Linked DNA regions of Mus musculus: all the other regions are linked to region 2. Evidence: chromatin loops called from intact Hi-C (ENCODE). Cell type or tissue: left cerebral cortex. All regions are shown on one strand. Region 1 overlaps Ndufaf2 (NADH:ubiquinone oxidoreductase complex assembly factor 2). Region 2 has its middle 7.9 kb from the start of AI197445. Region 3 overlaps Gm32186 (a long non-coding RNA gene). Region 4 has its middle 30 kb from the start of Gm52061.

Region 1 (8,000 bases), 690 kb before region 2:
CTGCCTTAGGATTATAGGCACATGGTACAGGAGCTGGTGTTTCACATGGATGCAGGGATTTGAACTCAGGTCCTCACACTTGTATAAAAGCACTTTACCCATGGAACCATTTCCTTAACCCAGCTTTTAAAACTCCCTTTGTAAGCTTAATCTAATAGCTCCTTGCTTGTTCCCTGTTAGCTCAGAAGGTTTTTGTTTTTTTTTTTTCATGAGTGTATCTCAAAATTGTTTACTCTCATAAACTGAAATATATGGGCTGGCGTTTTAGTTAATATTGACTTGTTTATTCATTATGTGTGTGTGCATGGGTCTGCTTGGGCCACAGGGTGCTTGTGGCTAGCAGAAGAAGCCTTGGGACAGAAGATAGCTCTCTCCTTCTGCTCTGTGGGTTTGGGGATTGAAGCTCACTCGGGTCGATAGCCTTGGAAGCAAGTACCTCTGCTTTTGGAAGCATCTGACTGGCCCATGACTTTGTGTTAGGTTTACAGGAAAGCTATTTGGAAGTTACTAACACAGTCTTTCTTCCTTTCCCACACTCAGCCAGCGTCTTAGGTGAGTTTCCACCATTTGCTCCTCCCACGGAATCTCTAACTGTCACTGCCTGAGTAGTTTACTTTTCCCAAGAGCCAGAGTTGTAACTGTACCGTGTATAACCTTTTCACATTGGCTTTCACTTAATAATATGCAATTATATTGTTTTCTTTGTGTGCATACGACATAATGGCTCTCTTATCTCCCTCTTCTTCATTCTGTTAATTATGCATTGATACGTGTTTGATGAGCCTTTTAAATTAGTAGAATTTATTTTTTATGCATTGATTTCAGTGCTTTCATAGTTATTTATTGCCCCACCCCTGGCCACGACGTGTGCGCACATGTGTGTGTATCTCAAGTATGTCAGTGCCCACAGAGGCCAGAAGAGGGAATGGGACCCTCGGGGCTGGAGTTACCGGAGGCTGCTACAGAGCGGCTGCTACAGGTCACAGACCTATTGATGGAACTTTGATCTGTTTTCTAGCACAGCTATAAGCCTCTTTTATATATGAACCGAATAGGATTGGGGGAGATAATAGGTAGATAGAGTTCTAGTCATTTAAAATTTACACATTCATATAGGAACACACACTAGAAACACACTTTGCCATTCTCAGTGTCATCACAATACCTCCATTGTGTGAGCTTAAGTTAACCGTAGTTACCGCTCTTTCATCGAATGTTGAGTTTTAATATTTTCACAGCCACCAACTAGCTTAAATTCTCATTTCAAATGCAGGGTTATTGCCCCATTCCCCTGTGTATAACGATGAGTTTCCTGTGTGTCTGCCTGTGTATGGGGTAGGTGCTGCAAAGGCAGCTATACAATGAATTGAGGTATCATTTGGCCCTCAATTCTAAAAGTCAAAACAGAACAAAGCACATACACGGATGAAGTAGTTCAAAGAGTCTAGACTAGGCAATTCAGATACTGTTCAATAAATGAGCTAGATTAGCCTGGCAGGAATAAGTATTCCTACCAGAAATAAAAGAACCTAGCCATGGTATAGTGAACTTCCAGTGTGGTCAGACATGGACCTGCCTCTGACCTGCTGAACTGAGTTTCATTACATCATCAGACTTCTGTAGAGATACTTAGCCTTACAATTTCCCTTCAGAACCATTATCTAATTGTTCAAAACCTGCATCCTCCACTGTTGTGTGTATAGTAAAGACATATCGATTTGGAAGGCCTCACCTCAGCCAATTCACGTGTATTATTTAGAGACTAGAAATAATCACGGAGAATATGGGAAAGGAAAACAGCCACAACTGAAAGTATAGTTTCTGGTTTTTTAGTTAATAATTGGAAGGTGGTTCTAGACTCCTCCAGGTTTGAGACTAATGAAAATATTTCAGCTCTTCCAGCAGAGGGCAGCATTGTTCCAAAAATCAAGATTGACTGTCTTTCCTGCTTTGTACTTGAAAGTGATTTGAAGGAATCTCACTTCCCACACACACCCAGGAGGAATCAGAGCATTTATTTATCCAAGCAGCAGCAGCAGCAACAACAACAAAAACACATAATGAAAATAGAAGAAAAACTGGAATACACAATATGGACGGGGACAGCAGTCATACTTTGCTGTCGGTAGTTTTTCCTACAAGATTTTGTTTTTTATTGTTTCCTGAATTCCCTCAGTCATGTACAAAGTCCATGTCCTTAAGTACTAACTGTATTCTGTCACAGGAGGACAGGCCCATTGTTGGCCCTGAACATGTGTCTATCACATTTTCAACAACAAAACGTGAGGATGGCGTGTGTTGACAGTCACCCATGCCAGTCCCTTGCTGTGGCTTTAAATGAACCTAAGCAGCTGTAACAGACTCCTGGTTTCCCTACCCGGGGAGCGTGGGACCTTTGAGCTGCAATGGAAACTAATTGTGGGAGGTTGGCAATCTGGGTTGTGTCTATAGTTAAATGACATCACAAGTGTCTCCAGGAATTCGGCTGCTGGTTGTCTTTGTGTTTGAGGGTTTTGACATTTGCTTTAGCTTAGGACAGTAAGGTCAGTATTGATACTAACGATCATAGTGTAAACACTGTGTGCTAGACTCGCTTCTAAGCATTTGCCCCGAGACGCTGCATTGTGGGAGATTTCAAGAATTAAGAAAAGCAATAGTGTTGCTTCATCAGGACCACTCAGTAACAGAACCCAACCGTGTCATGTGTTTACAGAGCCCATTCTCCCTGGCATTTAAAACCAGGCAGATAACTGTTATCCTCATCTAACTCCAAAGAGCGTCAGTCCAGAAAGTCATGTCTGCTGCTGCCCGAGGCTAAGTGTAAGCTGCTTTACAAGGGACAGACTGCGATGACATTCTTTAGAAGTCACAGTTGAATGAGGACTGGTACTGAGAAATAAATACCTTCAGAGTTATGTGGTAGGCTTCATTATTCAACTGTTAGAATAATTTTTTTCTATTATAAACTTTATTCTAAATCCATTTTTACAAAATGGAGTAGAGAATATATACTGTTAAAAATAGACTGCATAAAGACATTTTAAAATAGCTTGAGTCATTTCAATCAGGCTGTCTCTACTTTAATCTTGCATTCCAGCTGGCTAATGGCTCCATCTTGTGGTCCAAATGAGAAACTGCACCCTCTGCCTAAGATGCTGGTTAAGTTTTTCCATTTTAGCTGAATATGTCACATAAAATGATTTATATTGTCTTATTTATTAGAACATAACTCTCACTTAGCATATATTAGTTGTGTCTGCATCTCTCTAGGGCTTTTCTCTGAAAACCATTTCCCCCTTTTTAGTGTGTCTTCTGTCTTCCCTTCATCAATGTTGGTTCCACTTTAAAGCCCCTTAAGGTCCAGAAGCCATTTTATAGTGCACTGCCTATGAGTAAATAAAACTCTTAGATAAGTGAAGTTAAGCTGGCCTGGACTATGCACAGTGTTTAGTAACTCTTAAAGAGTGTATGTATGAAGAGTCTTACGATGGCCGTGTGAGGAAGGAGACATTTGATGAACAGGGAGGTGTGAGACTAATTACAACTGCATGGTGACTTCTGACGTAAGAATGAGTTAAGTACTTGTCTCCCCATCAGCTTCATTGAGTGGCTTTTGCAAAATTTGTATGTAGCTATGGTTGTTCTAGTGATGTCTTGACATATGTGCATATTGTGAGTGAGTATATCAGTGTAATTATAGCACCTCACATCTTTCTAAAAACGATGTTTCAGAGATTCTACTTTATAATTTAATGTAATTTTTTTACATTTTATTTTTTCTCTGACAGTTTTATATATGAGAATTTTGTTTACATTTTCTGCCCCTCCTTTTTCTCCCTCCCTTTCCTCCATCGCCCCACCACTTTCTCATATTCATGACCTCTTAGTCTTTCATCATGATAACATATATCTAAGTGTGTATATGAGATATGATGTATGTGTGTATATAACCTGAGCTTATTTAACATCTTTCATATGTATATGTATTTAGGGCTTACTATTTGGAATTGTATAGAAAATTTGTTCTCTGAGAACTGCATATACATTTATATAATGCAATATGATATAACGCAATATGATATAATGCAATATGATATAATGCAATATGATAAGCACCCCTATTTCCATACTTCCTCTCCCTCGGGTTCTGAAATTGTATTTTTAATTAGCATATGAAGTAATGGTTACTGTGGCACTGATATGCATTGTTTCTGCTGGTGCTTCTCCTGCACTCCCCTCCTGTCCCCTTGTGTCTCTTCGCCCCTTGCTGCCCCCCTCAGGGCCCACCCTGTGCCCCTGCTTGCTGCCTCCCCCTCAGGGCCCACCCTGTGCCCCTGCTTGCTGCCTCCCCCTCAGGGCCCACCCTGTGCCCCCTGCTTGCTGCCTCCCCCTCAGTGCCCACCCTGTGCCCCCTGCACTTGTTGTTCCCTCTCAGTGCCCACCACGTGTTTTCATGTCCTACTTTCCCATCTTTTAAGACTGTTTTCCTGTCTCACGGTGCTCTCTGTAGTCGTATGTTCTGTACCCACACTTACATACATGAAAGTTAAAATCTAGGATCCTCATATGAAGGAAAACACATGGAATTTGTCTTCTGAGTCGAGGTTGCTGGGCTTAACACAGTAACCTCCAGTTCCATCCATTTTCCTGCAGATTTCATGGTTTCATGTAGCTGCTTTACAGTTGGGTAAAATTCCATTGAACAAATAGAGCACATGATCTTCATTCATTCATGTGTGTCTTCAGTCCCTCATTGATGACTACCTAGGCTGGTTCATTTCCTACCTATTGTGAATTTGGAGCAATAAACACTCATGTGCAAGTGTCTCTCTGGTATGACATACAGTCTTTGGGGACATGCCCAGAAGCGCCACCCCCTTTGTATGTTGAATAATACTGTTTTTGTTTTTTTTTTTAAGATTTATTTACTTATTTATTTATTATATGTAAGTACACTGTAGCTGTCTTCAGACACTCCAGAAGAGGGCGTCAGATCTCATTACGGGTGGTTGTGAGCCACCATGTGGTTGCTGGGATTTGAACTACGGACTTTCGGAAGAGCAGTCGGGTGCTCTTACCCACTGAGCCATCTCACCAGCCCCAATACTGTTTTTTTTTTAAAGATTTATTTCTTTGATGTATGAGTGGTTTACCTGCATATAAGTCTACACACCACACCTGTGCATGCCTGAGGAGGCCACAAGATGATGTCGGATTCTCTAGAACTGGAGTTCAACACAGTCGCGGGCTGCCATGTGGGTGTTGAGAATTGAACACGGGTCCTCTGGAAGAACAGCTGGTGCTCTTAACTCCTAAACCATCTGTCCACCATGGTATTGTGTGTTTGTTTTAACTTAGATATTTTGACAAAGTTATAATAACACAACATGATATCCTTAAGTCACATTTGTCTCTTTTACTGAAAGTAAGAAGTGTTATTTTTCTTTCTTTCTTTCTTTCTTTCTTTCTTTCTTTCTTTTTTTCTTTTTTTCTTTTTTTTTTTGCAAAATTTGAGGGTATTGCCATTCTTTCTAAATATTTGTAATAATCTTTACTATATTATTGTTTGAGCTATTTTTCATATTCCTATCTTGCTGCACTATCTTGGTCATATAAAGTAGAAATCAGCAGTTTTCTTGTGATTCTATAGTACTTCTGTAGACTTCATAAAGCTACCTTCTGCAAGATTTGCCCTTTCATTTTACACTCATCTTTTGACACATTTTAACCCCTAGAAAATTGTGGCAACGGCCTTGAGGAATATTCTTGAGGAATGAGTTGAGGAGTTGTAATAGTAAATAGCTGCGTCGAGGACTGATCTTATAGGTGACACAGTCTTATTTTGGACAAACTGTTAATGATACACTGAGCAATTCCTGGATATAAATACAGCTGCAGTTTGCCACTGCCTCTGTGCCAAGAACTTTTAAAAATATAGTCAGCCTATGTATTTCATGCATGTCCTCAATTGATTATAAATAGTTACTATGCAGCTGGATTGTTATTCCTTTGGATAACTGCTAGATAGTAACAGGTGTTCAGCAAAACTAGTCCGTTTATTTCACTGGTATTCATAGTTCTGGGATTGGAAGTACACCAGTGAGAGTGTACGCTGTAGTGCGTGCTCTCAGCGTAGTGGAGGGAGTCCTGTTAAAAAGCATACGTAGGCATAGTAGATTACACAGCAGTGACCATGCAGGAAGTGCAGAAGGGGTAGTCAGTGACCTGGGTACACCGTGCAGGGTACTGGGGAGTGGGTGAGGTCAGTGGGGCAGGACTGCTTGACTTATATTTGAAGGAAGACTGGAATGAGATGGCCAAGTGGCTCTCTGAAGCAAGAATGCATCATTCAGAGAATAACAATGTGAGTTTCTTCACTCTGGACTTAGCCAGCTGTTCTTACTGGGTATTGAGAAGAATGGCGTCATTTGGTTCATGGTCTCAGAAGGACCGCTTTAGTTTGTACTGGGAACAGGTAGTAGTCAGATTGGAACAAGATCACCTTAGGAGCTTCGCCTTGGGTGGCTGTTTTCATACTTGAACATAATTTTACACTTAAAGAAGCTACAAAAATAACACAACAAATTCTCACATACGTTCCCCAAGCAAGCGCTCTCGATGCTACTGTTTTTAACCAGTAAAACATTTGCTTTATTTTTGTTTTTTTTTTTTAAGAAAATTTATTTAGCATTTACATTTCTGGTATGCAGCATGATTTAGTATGTGTTTACATTATAGAATACGTTAAGCTAACAGGCATACTGCCTCATATAGTTAGAACTTTTCTTTTTTTATAGTGAGATACCTCCAACCCCACAGCAAGTGTCAGGTTTATAATACATGGTCTGTCGTTAGCCATTGTCACCATGCTGGGCAGGAAACTGTTTCCTCCGTCCTGTGTATCCTCAGCTCCCAGCACACCTCCCCAGCTCCTCATAAGCAGCATCGCTCGTGTGTCTTTGAGTTTATATCTCATGCATCCGTGAGATTGTGTTGTATTTGTCTTCCTCGCCTATCTCAGTTTTTAGAACATATTCTCCAAATCTATCACTTACACATTTATTTCTTGATAAGTTTGAAGAGATTTTTTGTTTTTATGTATATATTGTCTTGCCTGCATGAATATCTGTGTGCCATGTGCATCGTCTGAGGAGAGTTGTGTGGTTGCTGGGAATAGACCCCGGATCCTCTGGAAGAGCAGCCGGTGTTCTTAACCACTGAGCCATCGCTCCAGATCCCCATTCCTCCTCCTCCTCTCCCTCCTCTTCTCATTCTCGTTGTTGTTGTTATTATAACTTAAAGTGCATATTAGTTATTTTTCATTTGCTGTGATAAAAGCACCGTGACCCTGAACAACTTAATAGAAGGAGGAGTTTGCTTTGGCTTACGGGTGTGGGGCTGAGAGTCCATCATGGTGAAGAGGCTCAGGAACAAGCATCCGGCCTGGTAGCAGGAGCAGGAAGCCTTGAGCTCCCAGCCTGAACGGCAAGCACTAAGCAGAGAGCAGATTGGAAGGGTCCAAGGATTTAAAGGACCACAGCCCACCTCCGATGATCCTCTTCCTCCAGCGAGGCTACAGCTCCTGAGTTTTTATTGCTGTCATAAAAAAAAAAAGCCATGACCAAGACAATTTATGGAGAAAGAGTTTATTTGGGGTTACGGGTCCATTGGGATAGGAGTCCATGATGGCAGAGTAGAGACGTGGCAGCTGGAACTGGAATCTGAGTGTTTGTAGCTTGAACTGCAAGCAAAAAAACAGAGCGAGCACACTGGAAATGGCGTAAGTCTCAGAAACCTGCCACCAGAGACAGGTCTCCACCAACACAGCCACACCGAAGTCTCTCCAGACAGTGCTACCAACTGAGGACTAAGTGTTCAGATGCCTGAGACTAATAGGGGAACATCTCATTGTCACCCTCACATTCCACTCCCTGGCGCCATAGGCTGGTGGCCATAATAATACAGAATGCATTCAGTCCAACCTCAAAGTCCCCATAGTC
Region 2 (8,000 bases):
CTTAACAATGCATTTTATTTTTTCTTTCTCTTTAAAAACTAATCATTCCATTTGTTTACATCTCAGATGATATCCCACTTCCTGGTTACCCCTCCACAAACCCCCCATCCCACATCTGCCCTTTCCTCTCTCCCCTTTGCCTCTATGAGGGTGCTACCCCACCCACCCTCTCCTGCCCCATCGCTCCAGCATCCCCCCCCCCTATGCTGGGGCATCAAACCTCCACAAGACCAAGGGCCTCCCCTCCCACTGATGTCAGACAAGACCATCCTCTACAACATATGTATCAGGAGCCATGGATCCCTTTCTGTACACTCCTTGGTTGATGGTCTAGTCCCTGGACACACTGGGTGGTCTGGCTAGCCGACCATTGTTCTTCCTATGGGATTGCAGTCCCTCTCCTCTTCTCCGGTCCTTCTACCAGTTCCTCCACCAGGGTCCCTGAGATCAGTGTGATGGTTGGCTCCAAGCATCCACATTTGCATTGGTCAGGCTCTGGCACAGCCTCTCATAGAACAGCCACACCAGGCTCCTGTTAGCAAGCACCTCTTGGCAACAGCAACAGTGTCGGGTATGGTGACTGCAAACAGGATGGATTGCTGGGACCTATTTTTAACCCCACTCCCCACTTCTCTCTGTGGTGGTATGGGTACATGGGGTATGAGTGCATGTGTGGTTTTTGGTGAGAATATTCGCCGTGTACTTGTACATATAGAGAGAGGTTGATGGACAACTTTTGCTATCATTCTCAGAAACGCAGTCCACCTTTGAGGTGTTACTGGCCACTCTCAATAGCTAAGAGCTCTCCAATGATACTAGGCTAACTGCCCAGCAAGCCCCATGTATCCTCCTGTCTCTGCTGTCCCAAGTTGCAGCACTGGGATTATAAGTGTATGCCACCACACCTGAAATTGTTCTGTGGGTGCCCGGGGGTTGAACTTGAGATCTTGTCCTTGCAAGCAAGTGCTTTGCTGAGCTGCCTTCCCAGACCGCTGTTACCTATTTTATTAGCTAATCAATGCAAAGAGAGGTTAGGACACTTGCCTAAGGTGCAATTTTTGGCAGGTAGTTTGGTTGTCATGCTAAGGCACTGTGCCTGAAGAACAGCTAGACATGACATGTATGACCTACAGGAAGGATCTTTCCACGACTACTGTACACCTGGGTAGGCCTCAGGAATGCCCTGTGTAGCCATCTCCTCACAGCATAACAGGATCTGCACACCAGTCAGGTGCACATTCTTTTTAATTGTCCTTCTCTCTAGAATCTCTCACTGTTAGAGAGAAATTGGGGATATCTTCAAAAGTGTAGGAAGGGATTCATTTTCAAGTGTTAATAATGTGAAACTCCTGAGAAATACATTCACTCTGGGAGACTCCTGCTAGAGATTAAACACTTTTTGGTCAAATTAACATAATTATCCCCAAAGTTAGAAGAGAAAAAAAATTCCTTGCTGTTGGCATTCATTAATAGTGCGTCTCAGACTAAATGTGAAATATTTTCATCCATTTATGTTTGGGTTGCTATCAATGAAAAGGAGGATTACTGGTTTGATATAAAGGGAAAGGGAAAGCCGGGTGGAGTGGCTCCTGCCTATAACCTTAGCACTCTGGAGGCAGAAGCAGAAGAATTGTCAAGAATTCGAGGGCTACATAATAAGTTCCAAGCTAGCATGGAAAAAGACTCCTTGTCTCCAAACAACACTCTAGAAACAAAACAACAACAAAAGCTAGAGCGAAAGAGGGATGGACAGAGGGACAGATAGAAGGCAAACGAAGTGCTTTTCCTTAGAATGAACCATTGTGGACCAAAATAAAATGTCTGCAGTCAATTGAAGCATTTTGGGGCTTGTTGATGACCGTTCCATTTTGTCACACCAATCATTCTGCCTTTTACAGGTTCTACATTGACTTCAGGTCACCATGGGAAACTTCCTAAGGTCTGACAGGGGTATGTTCCAGGATATCATTCAAACTCTGACGCCATTTGAGGTTGATGAAGTGGCTCAGGGGATGAAGGGGCTTGCCCCAAAGGCTGACGACCTCAGTTTGAGACCCAGGACCCCCGAGGTGGAAGGAGCGCACCAGCGCCCTGGAGTTGTCCTCTGGTTGCTACATGAACGCTGTGACATGTTGACCTATCCCCTAACCCCACACACAAAGGAATAAACACATGTAATGCATTATTTAAATCTTGGAGTAAGCTTACCACCACCATCTCTAATTTTTCTTTCGAGACATTTTACCATCACCCAGACCATTCAGGGCAGCTGCTCTCTGGTAGGTACCATATGTGTGAATTCCCAAATGAAGTTGCTCTAGAGTTTTAAAGGAGGAAAGTGGGAAAATTATATATATTTGACAGTGGCTTTGACTGCCAAATCACCTTATGTGTTTGCCTGTGTCCACTGATCAGACTGAAATCTGCAAATGGAGAAGGATCAGGGAGGGGAGGGAGAAGAGGTAGATGATGAGTGGGCAGGGGGAAGAACAAATTCCAATCACTGCAGAGGATCCAGGATCTGTAGTCAGGGGTGCAGGGACTGACAAATACCTCAATCAACATCCCAGAGGACAAAGTGCCATGGCACTTACACATACTGACCACTTTGGGCCAACAGAAACAGGAATTATGTTTCGGATGAAAAACAAACACGAAAGAATGCAGTGAGCATAAAGACTTTATATATAAGCATTCTAGAAGAAAGTTCTAGACCAACCTTGGAGCAATAGCTTGTGTCTTAGGTAGGGTTTCTATTGTTGTGATAAAATACCAAAAGCAACTTGTGGAGGGAAGTGTTCATTTAATCTTACATTTCCAGGTAACAACAGTCGCTCACGGAGGGAAGTCGGGACAGGAACCTGGAGGCAGGAACTGATGCAGAGGTCCTGGACGGGTGCTGCTTCCTGGCTTGCTCCTCATGGATTGTCCAGCCTGCTTTCTCATACAGTTCAGGACCATCTGCTAACAAATGGTACCACCCACAGCGGGCTGCCTCTCCTGCATCGGTCACTAACTGAGCCCTCACAGGCTTGCCTGCAGGTCTAACTTAGGCAGATATTTTCATAACTGAAGTGCCTTTCTCTCAGACGACTCTAGCTTATGTCAAGTTGACAAAATACTAGCCAGCATGGCTTGCTGGGTACAACATGCAGCACAGGTTACTATATTAAATTGGCAGGAGAGAGAGAAAAAAAAACAGTTAAGATCAAAGGCTCTGTGGTGCGAGACCTCATCTCTCATCACCTGGGGGCCTCTGATGGAGGCTCCAGATTCATAATGTCATCTTGACAGGTTGGGATGCTTTCACGTGGGACACGGCTAAGGAGTTGAGGTCTATGTACAAGAGGCTGGGTGCTGATCCAATCTGGGATTCTTACAAAGTCCCAGGTATTTGAAGGTATTAGATGAAATTATAGGGAAGTAGGGTTCTGATTTTGAGGATTTGAACTAACTATCCTGATTTCCTGAGACACCAAGGAACCCGAGAGAACCTAACTTCTTCATGGATGTATTTTAGTGACTAATTGTTGTTAAATACCTATCAAGCAACATGCATCATGTAAAATCTATTCCATCCATTTAATCCTTAAACCAGTTCTGTGGAGGTGGGATGTGGGAGGGATTCTTATAGTGAGAAAACTGACTCTCAGAAAGGCTCATGACCTTGTCCCAAAGTAAAGGTAACATAGTCAATATAAATAAATAAAAAATAAATAAATAAAAAGGCAGGCATTATAAATTGTTCAGGTTATCAAGCCCCAGGTGAATTTTCATGTGGCAGAGAAGCATTCTATTTCCGGCCCTCCCTTCCCTTCAAAAGTTGGGTGTCTGTCTTTAGCTTGTCAAGTCACTGAACCTTGACAACAACGAAGGGGAATTTTAATGTTCCAAGAAGATTTCAGTAGATCTGGCCCTGTTTCTGCGAGTAAATTGGAGATGAAGGTTGAACGTGGTATGGTATGGGAAGAGCTGTATCTTGTAGGTGTATCCACATTTGGAGCCGTTTCCTTCTGCACTAGAGCTATTCTGCCAAAGATAAAGAATGAGTGATTGGGAGTTCACAGGACTCTGCATCTGCAGGAGTATTTATTCCTGCCTCATAAGAATCAATATGAGGCTGTGCCGACAATTACACTCCGTGAGCAAGGATGTTAAAATCTTCCTCGTTTTGCCTCTCACACCGTGTATAATAACGCTGTCTGATGTTTGTCCTAGGCTTCGTGTTTAAAGCTCTCTTGTTATTTTCACAGAGGACAACTTTGAGGAATGCATGTTTTTCCTATCAGCCCAGGAGCACCAAATCACCTCACAGGCTCACTCCCCCCTCCCCTAACATGTGGTAAATTCCTTGTATTTAAATGCAAGAAAGACATTGGCACCTTCACTTTAAAATGAGAGAATGCTACAGAATGCCAAACAGAGCTACAGTTTCCTGACTTCTGACCCTGTGGTTTTTTTTCTCTCTTCCTTTCTTTTTTTCCCTCTGCATGACTCAGACAGGCGCTTGGAAACCTAGAGATAAAAGGCCCTGTTACACGTGCAAAATATGACTATTATTGCCTCCTTTAATAAGGCTTCTTGCCAATTTTTTAAATGACTGGAGTCTGTTTGCTAATTATGACTCCATCGTCTCTGCATTCATTTTCTTTCCCTGAAGGAGACTAGTCTGAACGAAGAGGGAAAGCGCTAGAAAGTGTGTTTGCTGCCATCTATGGGAGGTCTCTGGGCTACCACCTCAGAGGATCAGGAAACTTCAATTACAGAAGCCGCTCCTATACACAGCGCCAATGCACTGAAGCCAGGGATCCAATTGAGCCTTAGAACTGAACCACAGCGTGCGCACGTCACACACACACACACACACACACACACACACACACACACACACACACACACAGAGAGAGAGAGAGAGAGAGAGAGAGAGAGAGAGAGAGAACACTCATGTACTGCAGCAGCAGACTTGAACCGAGTCCCCATGTAAAAACACCACTGTATAACCACTGCTTGAAGTTTTACACAAATATAAATTGATATTTCCACTTCATGGATGGAGAGAACACAATTTTTTGTGTGTTTGGGCTCTCCTAATAATTAGGGGCTTCCAAGAGCATCTTTAAACAGTCTGCTAGAGAGCTAAGAATTTATTTGAGTACTCTGAAAATTCCAAAGTCAAGAACCAGGAAATTGTGACCATTCCTGAGTAATAATAATAATTAATAATTATTAATAATATAATGACCAACAAAGTATTTTCATGAAGTTGGCTCATGACTCAAACTTCCTAGAATTTTATAGCAAACTCTACTGCTTTAGCATCAGAAACTCTTATTATCAGAAGCTGCAAATTGCAAAGGGAGCCAGAGGTTTGACAAGATGCATGCACAGGGCGTTCATCCCACATGTTAACTTAAGTTTGGGAGAAGGACCCTTGTCTGCACTGAAGCTGGCTGATTAGAAGTGCAATGGCTGCTGTATGGCTGGAATGTCCAGAGCCAAATTATCTTGGGTTATCTTAGCTCCCTAAAAAGCCACTTATTGACCACCTCTGTGTGTGACCTAATATCTGTGAGTATTAGGTAAATACTTTTGTAATATATGAGCAGGCCCTTAGCTCCTACCACCCCAAAAGGTCAGGATGTCTTCAGATAGCATCTGAGGCCTGAAACAAACAGGCTTCTCACTCTTATAATTCAAAGTGTGCTGATTTGTGGCTATCTTTGTTGTGCCCATGAAAACCCACATAAAACCATTACCATGTTAGAACATGGAATCCAGGGAAACCTAAGTCTATGTATCTGGGCCATGCTCACTCATATGTGGATCCAGAATAAACTGCCTCTTGTTCCCTAGGGTAAGAGCTGCATTTTTATGTCAACACACCTCATTCAGGAAACAAAACAAAACAAAAAGAAAAAAGAAACTACAAATCAAACATGAATGAGTTAAGGAAAAGTTACTGGAAAAAATATTTGCAAAACATACAGTGTGTGAAGGACTTGTGCTCAGTGCATAAGTCATTCTTAAGTGAAATAATAAGAAAATGAACAACCAAGCTGAAAGTTCAGGGAAAGATCTGAATAGCTACTACTCTGTGCTGGCTTCAATAAGAATGGCACTTAGTCTCTTGTATTTGAAATTCTTAGTCACCAGGTAGTGGAACTGTTTGAAAAGATTAGGAGGATCAGGAGGCGTGGCCATGTTGGGGAAAGTGCATTTCTGGGTCTGGGCTTTGGGGTTTCAAAAGCCCACACCATAGGCAGTGTCTGTTTCTCTCTGCCTGTGTTTCAGGATGTAGCTCTCAATGATTTCTACAGTACCATCCCTGCTGCCATGCTCCCTCACCATGATGATAAGTCTCTGAAACTGCAAGCCAACCTCCAATTAAAATAATTACAGCGTTGTTATGGTCATGGTGTCTCTTCACAGCAATAGAACAATGACTAAAGGCACAACCCAAGGTCACGGGTAACAAAGAAATGTAAAGGACGATCAGTGTTTTCAGGGAAATTTAAAGGATTAATGAGATGCTGTGTTTGTATCAGGAGGACTAAAATCCAACACACTGACAGCACCAAGTGCTGGCGAGAGCAAGGCAGCAGGGGCTCTCACTCAGTGGTTGTTTGGAAATCAAAATGGTACAGCCACTTTCCTAAAACAGCCTGGCAGTTTCTTAGAAAGCTAAACTGTATGATCCAGCAAACATGTTCTTAGGTTTTTAGTCCAAATGAGCTGAAAGCTTACATCCACCATGAATACTGCTAGCACGTGAATGTTTGTAGCAGTTTAATTCGTAATTGCTCCTAATTGGAAGCAGCCAAAGTGTGCTTCGCTAGGTGTATGCCTAAACAAACCATGGTACATCCTCACAAAGGAATATTATTCAGCACTAAAAAGAAATGCACTCTCAAGCCAAGAGAAGGCATGGAGCCATGAAAATGTGTAACCACGAAGTGAAGGAAGCCAGTTTGAAAAGGTTCCAGACTGCATGAGTCCAATTACATGATGTTCTGGAAAAGGCAAAAGTCTGGAGAGAGTACATAGATAAGTGGCTGCCAGGAATTCAGAGGGAACATGCCGGGGAGGGACAAGCTGATAGAGTTTGGGGGACTTTCGAGGGTAGGGGAAACACTCTATGAGCATACAGTCATGTAACGTGCTGTTGCATGGTTATCCAAATTCAGAAAGTGCACAGCACTAGAGAGTAGCTTATTGTGAGTCATGAACTTTAATATTGACATAGAATGGCTCCCCATTGATAAGGCTCATTTAAGATGCAAATAATCTGATGAGAAATATAAGAAAGGTGGAACCCGGGGATCCTCTCCACCTGTGCTTGATCTTTCCGCACATCTAAACGCGGAATATTTTAAAAGGGGGAGTAGGTAAAGGTTTATAAGAAAAATTAGAAACAAGAAAGCAAATACCACAATAAGACACGGTGAAAAACCAAGCAGAAAGAGGTGAGAAGATACAAAGACAGACACTTCACAAAGGCCACATTCTCTAATGAAAATGAACTTTTAAAATTTGAATGCTCTTGTAATCTTTCCTTACCAAGTGACAAAAAAAAAAAAATTTAAAAGTGTGTTTATGTGGGAGCTGCTCTGTGCTCTACCTGCTAGTCCTCTCAGATGGCAGAGGCAGAGGAGAACCACTCCTCAAAAGCCCTGTGTGAGTGATGTGGTAGTGGTTATTAAAATGGCTAGTGGGCACATCCTCTCCTCAAGCCAGAAAGTCCCCTCAAAAATTACAGATTATTTCATAAAAGCAAAAGACAGGGACTGACTGTTGCCTACCAGTAGACGGCTGTTTTATTAATAGGCACGGTTGCAATGGAATTTAGCAGGCTGGTCTTCATATAGTGTTGAAGGACGGTAACCACGATTTCAGTTTTTTAAAAGTGAGGGGTGGGGTGGTGTCTTGGCATGCTGCCCTATAGCACCTATGCACAGACTATGGCAGGAACCATGACCTGGTGGTGTTAGAGCTGCTGGCTT
Region 3 (8,000 bases), 190 kb before region 2:
AAAAAAAGAAAAGAAAAGAATACAGTTCTGATGGTGTTCTTACTTTGGGTATTGTGAGCTCTAAATTCCCTTCCCTGCCATGGATCTTTGTTTGACCCTATGACAACTCTCTGAAATGGGAAGCAAGCTACGTCCATTTCTCAGATGGAGAAACAGAGGCACAGAGATGAAATTACTTGCCCAGTGTCACGCAGAAAGTGAGCAGTGTGGAGCTGGAATTCAAACCTGCACAGTATAACTCCAGATTTGGACTCTCTCATCTCTTCTTCCCTAGCTAACTTCTTCTTCATAGGTGCCAAGAGGCAGGGAGTTCTTAATGGCACAGAGGTGCAGAGCTTGAAAGAGGGCTGAGCTGAACTCAGCCACCATCTTCTTTCAGAGGGGCAACTGAAAACTCAGTGGCCGGGTCTCTGGATTTCTACTAGTGTAAATGATGTGGCTGGCAGCTCAGAAAACACTAAGCAACCTCATGGTGGCTCACCTTCTGTCTGGTGATATCCTGGCAATTTTCCTTGCTTTGTTTACTATGTAAATTTCTTTGAAGTAAAGTTCCTTTTATCCAAGAAGCAATATGACCTCCACTCTTGTTTTTATAAAACATCTCTGACGTTAGCCCCGTGAGGCAAAAGCCTAGAGGTGTTTCTGAGGCCCCTGTGCCCTGAATTGGATGTGGTCTTTGTTTCTACTGTGAATAGCGAATAGCAGTCAAGCCTGGGGTCATATGGTGGCCCCGAGGCCAGGTAAGACATGAATGCTGGGAACCCAGCTGAGAGCTAATATTTCATCACTTTCTCCAGAGCCAGGGCACCTGAAGGACCTTTGTGGCCCACCTGGCCAAGCGCCTGTCACAAAGAACAGAGTGTCTTGGATCATGTGATCGCAGAGGAGCTGCCTGAGCCTTGGAGGGAGCTGCCAGCTCTGGGCTCTGGAGCTGCAAAGAAAGAGTGGCATTCTTTATTCAGAGGCTCAGGCCAGGAGGCCTCCTGGCTGTCTTCTCTCTGGGAGCAGCAATAGTGACTGTGGGGAGGGACAGTCCAGGCTGTTGTTGTGACCTGGACCAGAGGCTCTGCTGCCAGATGCTGAACTGGTTGTCTGAGCCTGTCCCTGCTGCTTCTGCCTTCCTACGTCCTATGTCCTGAATCCTAGGCCTGGGTCAGTAGGTCTTGCCTCGCCTAGTCCAGACAACCCAGGAACTGAGAGAGTGAATTCCTGTTCTTTCATATGCTAGACGTTCCCACCTTTCTTCCTGAATATGTCAGCATGAGTATGGAGACATTTTTATGCCTAAAAATAATTTTGGTGCTAATTTGGAAAACAGATTCCCCTTGTTTTGCAGGTGGTACACTTCCCAGGGATAGATTGCCCTTTGTCTTTGTGGCCCAAGTGATAAAGGGGACCCGGTGTGGTCTCCTAGGCTCTATTCTCTCAGTGACCATGACTCTCAGGAGACACAGCTTGGTCTCCTAAGCTCTCTTCTCTCTGTGGCTCTTCTCTAATCTGTGACCATGACTCTTCTAGAGAGGGGCAGGCATGGCTGGGACAACCATGGTTTGGGAGCATGTGCTCTGGGGCTGTAAGTAGCCAATGTGAGAGAACACAGCCTCGGTTTGGTTTCTAAGAGAAGTTTGGAGAAAAGTCCTATTCTGGTTCAGGGCACGTCAGCCTGTTTGGTGTTTGGTCAAGGTCCTGAGAATTCCTAAATCCCATCAGACTTTCCTTTCCCCTAAAGGCTTTCTCACTTCATCTGCTTCACACTCAGGGAGGAAATAGATGACAACCCTATCAATCTCATTTAACAAGCAATGAGATGCAAACATGTGGACAGAGCATGACATGGTGATACAAGCCTGTAGTCACAGCATGCAAGAGACAGGGGTAGGAGAATCACAAGTTCAAGACCAGCCTGGTTATGTTGCAAGAAATCTTGTCTCAAAAAAACAAGTGCTGGGAATATAGCTCAGTGGGAGAGCACTTGCCTAGCCTGCAGAGGTTCTAGGATCAACACCCAACATTGCAAAACATCAACACCAACACCACCCCAGAACAAAGACAACAAACCCAAAAATCAACAAAAAGGAAAAGAGGAAGGGGAGGGAATGTGGATGGAGTTGGGATATGGGTGAGGGACACTCTAGCATCCTAGAGCAACGATAGCTGGGACCCATTGCATATGTAGGTCTGAAGGGTCAAGGACAGGAAGCAGCGCGTTCATGTTGGAGAGACAGCCTAGTAGTGCATCCCATAGCAACAGTCTGTGGAGGAGAGAAGCAATCAGCGAACTCACCATAATGTGGCCAAGTGGCCAAGGGGAGGGCGGAGTACTCCTGTACCCTGACATCCAGTTTTGCCCATTGGATGGATATGTGTGTGTGTGTGTGTGTGTGTGTGTAAACACACACATGTTGCCTCAGCACCATGTGTTTCATGCCACCTCTTTTTTTCCCGCTTGGTTTTTTCTTGTTGTTTGTTGGTTTTGAGACAGGATCTCATTATATAGGTCTGGCTGTCTTAGAACTCACTATGTAGACTGGACTGACCTTGGATTCAGAAAGGTCTGCCTGCCTGTGTTTTCTGAAGGAAAGTGTTAGGATTAAAGGCATGGGTTTTGACAGCTCATCCTCATTTTATTTGCCTAGTAATAATTTCTAAAATATTACTGATACCTTATCGCGGGGCAGTGATGCGTGCCTTTAATCCCAAGGCCAGCCTGGACTATACAACAACTTCCAGGATAGCCAGAACTGCCCATAGAAACCTAGTCTCAAAATTTATCCCCCCATATATAATATTCATATACTACCAGTTTTTAAAAACATAGGAAAAACATAGGAAAAAGTATCTCTTATATGTTTTGGAGTTTTGCTTTAAATTAAATACTTCTTATCTGGGAATGATTTGGCCCCTTCCCTGGGGAACATGTGACTGCGCCTGGAGATGTTGTTGGTTTGTCACTAGTCTGGAAGGCTTGCTGCTGGCACTTAGTGTACAGAGGCCAGGCTAACAAGCTGCTAAGTTTTCTACAGTGCTCAGCTTAGTCTCTGTCCCAAAGAATCTTCTGGTATAAAGAGTCAAGAAGTACTGAAGAAACTGCTATCAGAGGAGAAAAGGTCGTGGTTTTGTTAATAGCAGTGGGAAAGGAGGGAAGGGCATTTTGTTGCTTTGTTTCCTTCGGTTTGTATGGCAGGAATCTGTCACAGAAATGTCCGTATTCTGTCTCTGAACAACATGGTCCCCTGTTGTTAGCATGGCCCTTCTCTGAGTATTCTGGGTATCAAGCAAGACTAGAGGATTCTGGGCATTAGCAAGACTGGAGAATTCTGGGCTCCTTGGGCCCACTCTCTGGGCATCCTGGATTGAGCTCCAGAGCAGCAGTGTTGAGAGCTCTTTAAGGGACTATCTCAGAGAATGAAGCTAACGCGCTGGCTGCTGGAAAGCTCACACTACACTCTACAGAACTGTTTTGGATGGTTCAGCCTGGCTCCAAAGGCGTGGTGAGTTTTTGCCTTTCCCAGTCTTTGGAGCTCTCTGCTTTGGAGCCCAAAGCTCTGAGAGTATTAATATGCAGACACTTAACAAGTCTTGAAGTGCTCCTTAGACACAAAGGAAGTGCCCCAACTCAGAAAGTAAATGAGTGTAGTCCTTTAAGATGCTGAGTTTGTTGCTTTTACCTGTCAGCCCCCCCCTCCCCAATCACATTTCCAAGTCATATCCCTGACTGTTGGCGCTCCTGTTAGAGCAGAGGGCAGGCAGAGGCAAAACTCACTCCCAGCTTCCTTTGGGAAGCATTTAGCAGTCCTGATGAAAAGGTGAAGCAATGGTCACAAGTACCTACTAAAAACAACAGCAGCAACTACCCCGACTCCTCTTCTCAGCCCCAAGTCGTCTTCTGCCTGTGGTAGAGGAGATGGCTGATAGTTATGACTCCATCTCATTATGTTTTTAAACCAACAATTAATTTATATTGTTTTAAAAACAAAACGAGACTGGATTTTTGTAAAAGGGGAATTCTCCATCCACAACCATCCCCTGCAAAAAGACAGTACCAACACAGAGATGGTCCCATGGTTACAGAAACATAGACATTGAATACATGTGTATACACAAAGAAACACACACACACACACACACACTTGTATGTTTAAATATAATAAGGTAAATACAAATAGAAAATTAAGTAGCAAATATAGCATGTAATGAAGTATAGAAAATTTCTTCACACTGTATAATGTGCATTGCACACACTGTATACACATACATATACTTACTAATGTATATCGAAAATCCTTCTACATCAGTCCTACATTTTTCTTTTCTTTTTTTGATAAATGGGTTTATCATAGCATATAGCCTAAACTTTAATCTTGTTAGCTAAAAATGACCTATTTTTAAAAAAGACTATGTCAAACCCGAAAGAATGCTCAACCAAGACAACAAAAGCCTTGACAGAGCTTTGCTGCCAAGTTCTGCTTTGAGGCTTTTATTACTTGTAAATCCTCTATTTTCTCATCTTAATGACATTTTCATATCCTCCCCCCACCTCCAGCATTTGCCCCTTAGAAGTATCTCCACAGAACCATCCACTAAGTTGCCAAACTGCCTGTGACGTAAGCCCTGTCTGCTTTCGTAAATTACTGATTGTTTGCTACCCTTTCTAACAGAGAGCCCGCGTCAACACAGCCGAGAGATTTTGACAGCGGAAAAAGCTTGCCTGGCCTGGGATGGCAGTGTTTTCGTTTAGAATGGTCTGGGATAGACAGCTAGCACGAAGCTTTGTTCCGGGCAGGACCAGTTCAGAGTCTAGAAATGTGCGCCTTCCTGTCTTGGCCGTATTTCTGTGGTGCCGCCAGGAGCAGTGTAAAAGAAGAACCCATTCTAAGTAAAGAAAGAGCTTGCCGCATTTGGAAGGCAAAGAGGGAGCAGGCAGAAGAGCCGTCGGGGCGTGCAGCGTGCTGGAGCCCCGGGGCTTTGAAATCCTTTTCTGTGTTGTCACTTGAATGTCGAACACGTTATTCTCGGTGGACACTAAAAAGAAGTACAGGTACCGCGGGCTCCAGGGGGATTCGTTATTCAAGGCACAAAATTTTCTACTCTGGCCTGCAACACATTATAATTCAAATGAGCCGAGCACAATAGAGGGAAAAATATGCAAGCAGATTTCTCCGTGTCGTGTTTTTTTTTCCCTCCTCTCTGAAGCCCTGTAATTACAGCAGGCAGGTGGAGCATCTGGGGTGTGGGGGAGTCAGTCCACTGTATTTTTACCTTCCTAGGAACGCGACTTGCCTTACCACATCAATATATTTTATTTTTAATTAAGTGCTTATTGCAAAATCTGAGTCCTTGAACGGAGGTCTGATTTACCGACCTTCCCTCTCCTCCCCTCCCCTGCCTCTCTCGCTGCTATTACTATTTCAGTTTTCTTTCTAAAATCTTTCATCTTTTCCTGAATGGGTTCTGGTCTTCGGCAGCGGCAGTGGTTTGGGCGCGGGACCTTCACCTCGGTTCACCGAGTCAGGAGTCAGTTTCCCCGGCTCCTTTCGTTGATCATCTTCTCAATGGCGGCGGGGACCCTGTCTCCTCCCCATCCAAGTGCCAGGCGGCCCTGCGGTGTGCCCGGACACTGGGCTCAGTGCACCTCCTGCCCACGGCGTGGGCAGTGGAAACTCCGGGCGCAGCCTCAGGCCTCGCCCTGCCGGACCGGGTCCCCAAAACGCCAAGGTTTTGCGGGCTCATGAGCAGGACCCCAGTCCTTCTCGGAGGTGATGGGATCCGAGGTTCGAGATCCTAGGCTGATCAAAAGGAGATGTGGGGCTGCAAAGAAGGCCCCTCGAGTAGCAGAGGAAACGGCCCAGGGGCCCCAGGGTCAGGACTGCGGGCAGGGCGGGGATTCCCTTCCTGAGGATTCTCCGTTTAGATGAGACCCGGTGCCCTGGGGTGGAGGTGGGGCTGAGGGTGGAGGACAGGTCTCCACTGCATCTCTGAGAACCCGCACCGAGGTACTACGAAAAGCCCGATTTCTGGAGACCGTATCTCCTGCCCATGTCAGAGAATAAACAACTGTAAACGGGTTTACAGAAATCTGTGGGACCCTGCCGGAGCCTGACGACTTCTGTGTTGCCACCTCGCAGACCTCCATTACCTGCTTTGATGGTTCCTAGGGTTTGGCCCAGGACCAGGAGTGTGTGTGGGAGGGGTCTAGGGACAGCAGCAGATGCGGATGGGTCAAACTTTGCAGAGAAAAGCGACCACTATGAATCACTATTGAAGCTCACCCAGGACAGGCGACTTCAGAGGGGTGTTAAAGACAGATTAAAAGGAGAGAGAGAGAACCCAACTCTGGAATACAGATCCTGTCTTTATTTGTGCCTCTGATTTCCTGGCTACCCTTGTCAGGGCATGCACCTGTCTGGATTCCTGATACAGAGTAGAGTCCCGGGTTCTTGTAAATAAAATGAGGACAGAGAAGGGGTTAAGGCTGGGTTGACTGCTGGAATTGATAAATCTTCTTGGGACCTGTGGATGCCCACCACAAAAATAGTATCCCTTGGAAGCTGTTGGGAGGTACTTCTGAGGTGTGGGTCAAGGTCATGACTAGCCAAATCCCCATCATCCTATGCTAGGCCACTCAGAAGAAGAAGGGCTGGCGATCCACCATGCTGATGGCTAAGATTCCATTTTGTTTCTTATTTTTAAAAAAAGTACATCTTTATCATAGAAGTAATGAAAAAGCGCAAATACTGAAAAGTAAGCACACTCATTACCTAGAGATAAGTCTTCCGTGTACACGGTGGTACAAGCATGGCTATTTTGTAGAATAACTGGTTTTTCTTCTTCCAAACAATGTGTTGTGGATATCTTTCTACTCAAGCATCCTTTCAGTGATTACTGGTCAATGGGTGTAGGGCCTCCTTGATGATTAAGCCGCACTTCTGATGCCAGGTTCTAGTGTGCTATTTTTAGCCATCCCTTTCTTGGGTCTTTTAGGACTGTGACACTTTTTAATTTCTAAAGCCTCTGTCCACAACATTTCAGGGTCATCCCCCCTGCTGTGTCACCATGCAGGTCCTTAATTATTTTCTTAAGATGTATTCCTCAACATGCCTGGGTCAACTGTTCTGCATTTTTAAAAAAAGTTTTGCAACATTTTATCAAATCAACCTTTAGAGAGGTTATGTCAATGTACACGCCCACCTGCTGAGAATGCAGAAGTGTCCTCATCAACTACATACAATACAATTTACATACATAGTATGTATATATAGTCTTTATTCTTTTGCCTACTTTATTTTTAATTGGAATATTCATCTTTTTCTTACTAGTTTGTAAGAACATTTTTTACATTCAATCTATTTTCCCTATATTCTGCAATTTAATGCAAGTTGCCAATTCACCACCAACCCCATACCGGGGACTGAACCCAGGACCTGACACAAGCTAGGCAACTGCTCTACCACTGTGACATATCTCAGTCTGCTGATTACATTTATGTTTAAATTGGCAGAGCCCAGATTCTTAATACTTTAGTTTATGGTTTCTGCTTTTGATGTTATTTTGTAAAGGCCTTTTCCACTTTGGAATTTCCCAACTATCTACTTGTATTTTCTCCTAGTGATTCTATTTTATTTAAAAATATTTCATATTAAATTTGTGGGTTTTTTAAAAAATGGAATCTAATTTTATTTTCCAATCTTTGTTACTGTTTCTGAATAATTTTTTATTAGATATTTTCTTTATTTGCATTTCAAATGTTATCCCCTTTCCTAGTTTCCCCTCCGAAAATCCCCTATTCCCTCCCCCTGCTCCCCAGTTTCTGAATAACTTTGATCATGCCATATACTATAACTGGTTCCCAAACAAGTATAGCCAGGAGGGAAGACCCTGTCTCCAAGAAACGCTGAGAGTAGAGATGAGGGCTTGACCCCATGTCTGGAGGTACACACAACAGTATCTAGACTTTGTCACTTTCCATATTATTTAAACCCTGGTTTTGCATTTGTGCAATG
Region 4 (8,000 bases), 260 kb before region 2:
TGGTCCTCCAGCCCCTCAGTTGTTTAGTGACAGCAGTCCTGCAGACAAGCTGATCCGTGTACATGTGTCTGGTGCTGAGAAACACTCTGAGACTTAAGTCTGAATATCAGGAAGGAGAAATGGAAGTAATGTATTTAGATCGTCAGGAGGCAAAAGAGTTGACTCCTAATTGGAGCTTTTATTGGGTCTGTTATTTGAGGATAAGAGCTATAGTTTGGGATGGCAAGTATTTCATGACCTTCAAATACTGGTTGTCAGCTGAATAGAAACTGGGGCCTCTGTAGTCATATGTTATAATAGTATAACAAAATTAATGAAGGAGAATTGAATTTTCTATATTGCTGAAAAACTTAAAGGGTAATAAATGGTCAGAGTATGGAAAGAAAATCATTTAACCTGATACGCTTTAATAAAAGACATGTGACCAGGTAAAAGTATTCACCAATATGGACGAATTCAGTGTAGTTCAGGCCAAAAACAAAAACAAAGGCACTATGTTGGGAAAGTTGTGGCTGGTCCATTCAGTAAGCTTTCTACTGTATGATGGGGAAGCTTCAGGTCCAGGGTTGAAGCACCTGCAGAACATAGGTCCCACAGAGGGAGGTGTGCAAGCTGCATTGGTGGCACATGTCACAGAGGAAAGAGGAAGGTATAATTTTAGGAAGACCTGATGGGAGGGAGACACAAACATTCCCAGGGGAAAATGAAGGAGCTGGCCATTCAGATGTATGAGGCACCATGTTCCATGTGGTGGAAGTATGGAACGGGCTAGAGTGTCAGCAAAGGCAGATTGGGGGGAGTGATGAGGTGGGCAGAGGGGTTCAAGGCAGAGCTGGAGTGGTGGACACATTATTCCCAGAGAAAGGAGCAGGGCGAGGAGTTAGGAGGTCGTTATACACAAACCATTTGAGTTTGGACCCGCTGGGCTCAACAGAGAGGGTGACCAGCGTTTAGTCTTCATGTTGGAGAAAAGTTGAGCCGTGTCCTGGTTTTAGATGTGGCGTGTCAGGAACCACCAGAAATGACTCCCTAGTTTCAATCTTGAGCTGCTGGGAGATGTTCCATTAACTAAAACAGAGACCCTGCTAGGGAACAAGTTCCTCAGAAGAACAGGAGTTCGGTGCCGCCCACTTTAAAAGCTGAATCCTGTAAGACCCACGAGCAGCTGTCAGTGGGCGGGTCAGGGAGAACTCAAGAGCTAATTGGATACCTACATTACCCCACCCCAACCGGGTCTCAGTGTCTTGACTTCTAAAGGGTGGTTCCGGTGGTTCCGGTCCTGCACCAGGCCCTCGGAGCACGTCTTTACTGTCTAACTGGTTTTCCATATGCGGAAACCACGCTTCCGATCCTCATCCCATCTTCTGGGAAGTTCCCATTTGGAAAAAGCCAAGGAGGCCCTGTTTGGACTGGGTCATGGCAGGTAGAGGGACGCTAGTTACTGAGAGATGTGATTCCCAGAAAGCCTATCGCAGCTGAGAAACCCTTTATGTCTTATGTACCGACAGCAACCGGAGCCTTAGCAATCGTTTGCACTGATTTCATAGTTTCTACATTTTGAAGAATATTAGTTGCTTAAAATTCAACTAAAGAAGCTATAGGCCCCGTACCTCTGTTCTTTCTGCCATTCCTACCACCCCCTTACTTCCTACTGTGAAATTTCAAACCCACGGGAGGATTGAAAGAGTGACAAAGGAAAAGCTGCAGCGTGCTAACAGTCCATGAGAGCTGTTAGTGAGCTCCTGTGACCCACATTTATAGCTCGGCCTGGGCTCCAGGCCCTGTCTGTGTGAAGGACCAGGCTCAGCTGAGAGACATGACTGCTCCCTGGGGCACCAAAGTCCAAAGTGAGAAAGAAGAAAACTTCCTCTTCTCAGAGCCAAACTGGAGACACCTTTCTAGTGGAGATAGAAAGAACTAGGAAGCAGGAAAGAAAAAGCACTTAAAAAAAATTGCCCTACATAGATGTGTATTAACATTCAGTCAGGGAAGTGGGTGTGAAGCAGGAAACCCTTGGCTCCCTTGACAGATCCTCCCTGGAAGACATAGGCCTGTTTGGAAGGATCTGCTTTTCCTCTGTGCAAGGCTCTTCACTGGGCCGCTGCATTGTAAATATGTGCCTTTGAGAAATGCAGTGTTGAGCGGATGAAATATCCTCTAGAAGAGTTAGATCATTACTTCCGCTTTAGAATAAACAGTGTGCTGCCCGGGTCCACATACACTAAAAGGATGCTCAGGATTAGTATCCAACCATAGAGTTTGGATCCACTCGCATCACTGTCATGACCAAGCAATAGTGCCGGGGAACCTTTCGTGCTTAGCACATGAGACACCGTCCTTGCTGTTTGCATCGGTGAGTGCATCCGTTTAGTCGTGCATGTGTGACTACCATCCCAAGTTAACTCAGGAAGGTCCACAAACACGAGGTATCCACGATCACCCAGTCCCAGACAGCAAACAGCTCCAAGCCCTGGCAACTGTCTCCATAGCCACTCCTAAGTGGTTCATGGTCGGTCGCTTCTTATGGAATTGCATTTATTGATCACATACTGTGCCCGAGCACTGTAGAGCCCAAAGGAATATATTACATAGTTCCAACCCTCAAGAGAATTTGCTAAGATGAACTTAAAAATGGGTGAGCAAGATGACAGGGAGAAGCTATCCTGAGTTTTCCAATTTTTGCTTAGTGGAGCTGCATGACATGTGGCATCACTTTTTCCACTTTCCAAGTCATGCCTTCCCCTCTTCTCTTTCCCCTCTCTCCTCTGTGGGGGGTGTGTGTGTGTGTGTGTGTGTGTGTGTGTTTGTGTGTGTCTGTCTGTCTGTCTGTCTGCCTGTCTGCCTAAACTCACACCAACTCACCTAACACTCCAGAGAGAACCCTAAGCATAAGTCTATTTTCCATTTCTGGATCTGATTGCCTAGTTTGGATGTGGGCACCGAATCTACATCTTAGTCACTGCAAAAACAAAAACGGGGGCGGGGCCAAGAGGAAGAGCAAGCCCATTCATTTTCACATTAGCAGGATCTATCTGATCACCTCAGTATCTGCACTGTCCCATCACCAAGGTTTGTTTATTGGACTGTGGTTCATGAACCACCTGCATTAGAGCCATCAGAAGCCCAGTCAGACATACCTATATCTGATGCACTCCCAAGATTGAGTTATTAGGGACACAGGACTGTATATAATGAAGCTAAGTTTAAAAAAAGATTTTTTTTTTTGCTTGTTATATTCAACATACATTCATGTTACACAAGGACTGGGTTGAACAAGATGGTTTGGAAAAGCAGGTGTGTAGAGTAGCCTCTGGGCAAGACTAGGCCCCAGGCCTCTCAATGGAGCACAGACACCTTCTCTGTACCTACCCTCTTGCCACTCAGAGAAGTAATAGCTGCCAAAGGGCAGGCAGCAGGTTTCCACAGAAGCCAAATGTAGCCAGGAGAGATTGGCTGCAGGGTGAACCCAGGCAGGCTTTCTCCTGAAGGAAAATTGGAGTGGAACCCAGGGCATTCAGCAAAAGTTCTATTGAAACATCTTGTACAGTGTGGCCCCCCTGGGAAAATCCATACATTCGCTTGAGCTCACAGCATCTTAAAAAACAAACAAGCAAACAAACAACAAAAAAAACGCAGGAGCCTCCCTAGAAATTGCACAGCCGAGTCCCAGAGCAGCCCCGCCCAGTCTGGCTCACAGCTGAAGCGCATCTGTAGCCCCTGCTTTAAGCTATTCCATCATGCCAGATGATCAAAAGCCTCTTTGTTTTGTCTTTTCCAAGTCGTGCCTCAAACCCTCCCATCTCCTCTCTGGCAAAGTCACTGAGCATCTGTACTGGGGACTGGTAAATTTAATCTGTGGGTGAGATTCCCCAAATCCATTTTGATTGCTGTCACTCGGAGAGATCTGGAGGACTCATAACCAGCCATGATGTGTGAGGGACGTTTCTTGAAACTGCCTAGCGGAGAATTCTCATTCGAGGTTTACTTGCCCTTCAGGTCTGAGTGGGTTTTCTTCGACTGCCTGGTGGCTCAGGGAAGACAGAGGTGGGGGAGGGGGTGTTCAATCTTCGTTTCTCAAGCGCCTCTGTTTGCAGTTTCTTTGACAGCCACATGGTTTATAAAGAAGTGACTTTGAGGCAGGGATTTGCTTCCTCTAAAGCCGTCCTGGGACACAACTAGAACTTCTGTAGAGAAAGAGGATTCTTGGATTTGCAAAGCAGGTCCTCACATTGGGTATAAATGTCTCTGTACACTCTGTGGGTGACTTGGATAATTGATTGGCATGGTTGGGTACAGTAAAGAAGAGCCTGTCTGGCATTTGTCTTTTCTTTCAGCGTGGGACTACACACGGGGTGGGACCAGGGGCAGGCGGGGGTGGGGGGGATGGATAGATGTCAACTGACTCGTCATTCCTTGGAGGTTATACATGTCAACTTTGTTTTTGGAATGACCTAGAGCTCAAAGACTAGCCAGTAAGTCCGGCCTTGGGATCCATCTGTGTCTGCCACCTGAATGCTGGAATTACAAGCCAACACCACCGTGGTGGCTCTTCTGCATGGGTCCCAGGGATGAAACCCAGATTCTCATGTGTGCACTGTAAGCCCTTATCAATTGAGCCATCTCCCTCATCACCTGTCTTGTTTGTTTTCATTAGGGAGACATTTAAACATTCCTAGTCTGATTGTTACCTGGCCCACTGGTGCTTCCTGGTCTGACAACACAAGGCTCTTGGTCTCCTGGTCAATAAGGGAACATTTGCTTTCAACCATTAGTCATCTAAGGTGCCTGACTCATCTTGACTCTTCCATTGAAGCCGGGATGCTTTTGGTTGCACATGTGAAGTCTACAAGCCCATTAAAGAGCCCGTAAAATGGTTTACTTCAACTTGAGTAGGATAGGAAGCTCAGAATGTATAGGTAAAACCAGGACGCCATGAACTTTGCTCTGCAAGGAAGGTAGCTTTACTAGTGATGGGCATCTCTCAGTTGCCTCTCAGGAAGCCCTAAGCCTCCTTTGTCAATGGAGTTGTAACGTGGGGTCTGAGATCTCATTAATACTACTGAGAACTACCGTATTAGATGGGTTCTGCCCTCTCACAAAGCTGGATGGTCACCAAAAGCAAAGAAGGAAGCTGAGAAGCAGTGGCTGGGCACAGAGCTCAGTGCTGGAGTGCTTGCCTAGCAGGCACAAGGTCCTGAGTTTGATCACCAGTTACACACCTCCACCCATGCAAAACAACCTTTAAGTGGGTGCGGTAGTACATGCGTGTAACCCTAGCACTTAGGAGGCTAAAGTAGAGGAACTGAGTTCAAGGCCACTCTGGACCAGGTGGCAAGATGTTTGTAGGGGGGGTGGGGGCGGGAGAGGGGCAGAGAGAAAGGAAAGCAGGAGGGAGGAATGGAAAAAAAATGGGGAAGAGAGGGAGAGGAAGAGGGAGGGAAGAAGGGAAGGGGAAAGAGGTAAGGAAGGAAGAAAAAGGAAGGGAGAAAGTACGACAGGGGTGGTCTGCCATTTGATATCAGCAAGTGACAGATATCTAAGAATAAATGAAAAATCACTGTCTTTGAATTGGGCCACATATCGAAGAGGATGAGGAAGAAAGGCTCCATACAGTCCCTAATCTGTAACTGCTGATTTCTAAAATAACACAGGGCCAAGATCACACAGAGAATTTTTGCTCGACTGAAACTCAGGCTGGCCTGGCCCAGGGTTATCTCTTGCAAAAGGCTGGTCCAGGGACGCGAGCCTCATTGAAAGAGAACAATCAAGTAAGGAGTAGTAATCAAAAACGGAATCAGCCCGGGCTCTATTCAAATATGTTACAAGAAACATATGAAAGAAATGCTAAGAAAAAGAAATGGTTAAAGAAGAAAACTCAGGCATAAGAAAAATGTGGTCAAGTAGATAAAAGCCTTGATCCTATTTAAAAAAATAAATGAATTCAAACAATGTGGCACCTCAATCTAAAAGCTCAAAGCAGAGAATTAAAAGCAGGAGGAAAAGCAGCTATTATCAGCATTATTCTCGCCTTTTGTCAATTCACAAACAGACCTTAACATGTGCCCAACGGGACTCAGAGCAATTTTCTGTCTTAACTCACCCATCCTTGCAACAGCCTGTAGGTGAGTGGGCGAGTGCTCTCCTTCACTCACCCTAAAGATGAAGAACCCAAAGTCAGATAACTTAACCAGCACTACATCCCGGCAGCCGTGACTCAGGAGCCCTTGCTCTAACCGGCATTGGCAGGGTGCTGAGAGAAACCATAGAACAGGCCTAAGACGCTCACAAGGGAACAGTGACTGCGGAAAATGGGAACAGGCAAGGCAGGAAGGAAGGGGTGGAAAAGCAGCAGAAGGAATGGAAATGGAGAAGAGTCTGGCAATAAAGAATTGAAAATACTAGCAGGAGATGTCAGTCCAATGAGCTCTCCAAACACTATTTCTACAGCCAAGCTCCTGCAAATAGAAGAGATTAAATTCTGGGATCACTCAGGAGTGTTTACAGAATAGAGTCATTGGATCGAAGTGCATACCCTGTCCAAGGAGAGCTCACATCCTCAGATCACAGCACAGCACCTAATCTGCAAAGATGAGGAGAATCCCAAAGGCATTTGTACAAGGAGAAAATCAAGTCCACGCTAAACTTCATGGTAATAACACATTGGAATCACAAAAAAGACAACATAGGCAATCTAAAAATGTCATACCCAGAAAACAAAGGAACTATAAAGGCAGCTGAGGGGCTGAGATGGCTCAGTGGTTAAGCTTGTTGTACTGTTACAGAGGACCCAAGTTCAGTTCCCAGTACTAACATTAGGAAGCTAACAACTGCATGTAAGTCCAGCTCCATGAGATCCAATGCCCTCCTCCATGGCTTTCACTGCCATTGCCCTCATGTGCACATACACATGTCAAACACATACATACATGGAAAAACTCACATACACATGGAAAAACACACATACACACAGACAAACACACATACACATAGACAAGCTCACATGCACATGGACAAGCTCACATGCACATGGACAAGCACACACATACACATGGACAAACACACATAGACAAATGTATAGTTAGAAAGAAAGCACCAACAACAAAGCGCAGGTGACGAGCCTTTTCAAATACTCCAGGAGAAGCACTGCTGACCAGTTTGCAAAGAAGCTACAAGGTCAATTTTTAGCCAACCAGGAGAAATTTTGGCTAGAGAAACGGTGGTGACCATCAATCATTGAGCTTCGACCTAGAGATAAAGGTATCCCTAGCGGTGGGAACTGTGGTCGGGTGGTAGGTGTGGTGTACCTTCTGTGTCTAAAGACAAGATTCTGAAAGGGAGAAAAACAGACAAGCAGCCTGTGGTAGTTTGAATAAGAATGGCCCCCAGAGACTCCCAGATTTGATTACTTGGTCACTAGGGAGTGGCACTATTTGAAAGGATGGGGAGGTGTGACCTTGTTGAAGTGGGTATGGTCTCCTTGGAAGAATTGTCCACTGAGGGATGAGCTTTGATTTTTTTAAAAGCCTAAATAGACCCAGTGGCTCTCTCTCTTTCTCTCTCTCTCTTTCTGCTGCCCGTGGATCCAGACGCAGAACTAGCAACTTCTCCAGCACCATGTCTGCCTCCATGCCACCATGCTTCCCGCCAAGACAGTAATGAACCAATCCTCTGGAACTGTAAGCAAATTCCAATGAAATGCTTTCTTTTATAAGAGTTGCAATGGTCGTGGTGTCTCTTCACAGCAGGAGAACAGTGTCTAAGACACAGCAGTTTTCAAATATTTTTAGATCTGGAAGTCAAAGAATAGATTTTTTTTTAAGCAAATGCATGACAATAATGTAAGTACATCTAATTGTGAGCAATTGGTTAGTTGCTGAAAAACTAAGATATACTGTTAAGTGGAAAAAAAGCAAATCATATATATCATACATATGTATTATATATATTAGCATTTAATGAGTGAAAAGATTATGTGTATAATGTGCTTATAAATGCATATT

What was found. Hi-C counts contacts between places; a loop is a spot of excess contacts. Peaks named below come from ENCODE experiments on the same cell type or tissue, not always from the same donor. Only the 100,000 strongest peaks of a DNase experiment are listed, where the experiment ranks them.
Region 1: a loop joins it to region 2, with 4 times the contacts of the local background. A loop is called at or near these places in 15 of 42 quality-filtered maps.
Region 3: it touches region 2 in a loop (2.0-fold over the local background); 3 of 42 quality-filtered maps call a loop at or near these places.
Region 4: it touches region 2 in a loop (2.1-fold over the local background); 3 of 42 quality-filtered maps call a loop at or near these places.

Annotation. Positions count from the first base shown.
Region 1 is chr13:108,147,088-108,155,087 of GRCm38, reverse strand. The region is part of intron 1 of Ndufaf2 (NADH:ubiquinone oxidoreductase complex assembly factor 2); the gene reads left to right. Among named protein-coding and RNA genes, the nearest start is that of Ndufaf2, 7.5 kb to the left of the region's middle. In left cerebral cortex, CTCF peaks have their summits at 1,902 (motif pointing right) and 3,115 (motif pointing left); DNase peaks (open chromatin) are centred at 1,931 and 3,119; H3K27ac peaks cover 213 bases.
Region 2 is chr13:107,457,961-107,465,960 of GRCm38, reverse strand. No RefSeq gene overlaps it. Among named protein-coding and RNA genes, the nearest start is that of AI197445, 7.9 kb to the left of the region's middle. In left cerebral cortex, a CTCF peak has its summit at 4,712; a DNase peak (open chromatin) is centred at 4,710; H3K4me3 peaks cover 196 bases.
Region 3 is chr13:107,643,060-107,651,059 of GRCm38, reverse strand. Gm32186 (a long non-coding RNA gene) reads left to right here. Exons shown (of 8, transcript XR_873933.2): 4 at 4,659-8,000. Among named protein-coding and RNA genes, the nearest start is that of Gm32186, 17 kb to the left of the region's middle. In left cerebral cortex, a CTCF peak has its summit at 4,855; DNase peaks (open chromatin) are centred at 966, 4,939 and 5,492; H3K4me3 peaks cover 1,322 bases; H3K27ac peaks cover 1,255 bases.
Region 4 is chr13:107,715,140-107,723,139 of GRCm38, reverse strand. No RefSeq gene overlaps it. Among named protein-coding and RNA genes, the nearest start is that of Gm52061, 30 kb to the right of the region's middle. In left cerebral cortex, no CTCF peak of the experiment used is centred here; DNase peaks (open chromatin) are centred at 2,020, 2,281, 2,967, 3,833 and 1 more place.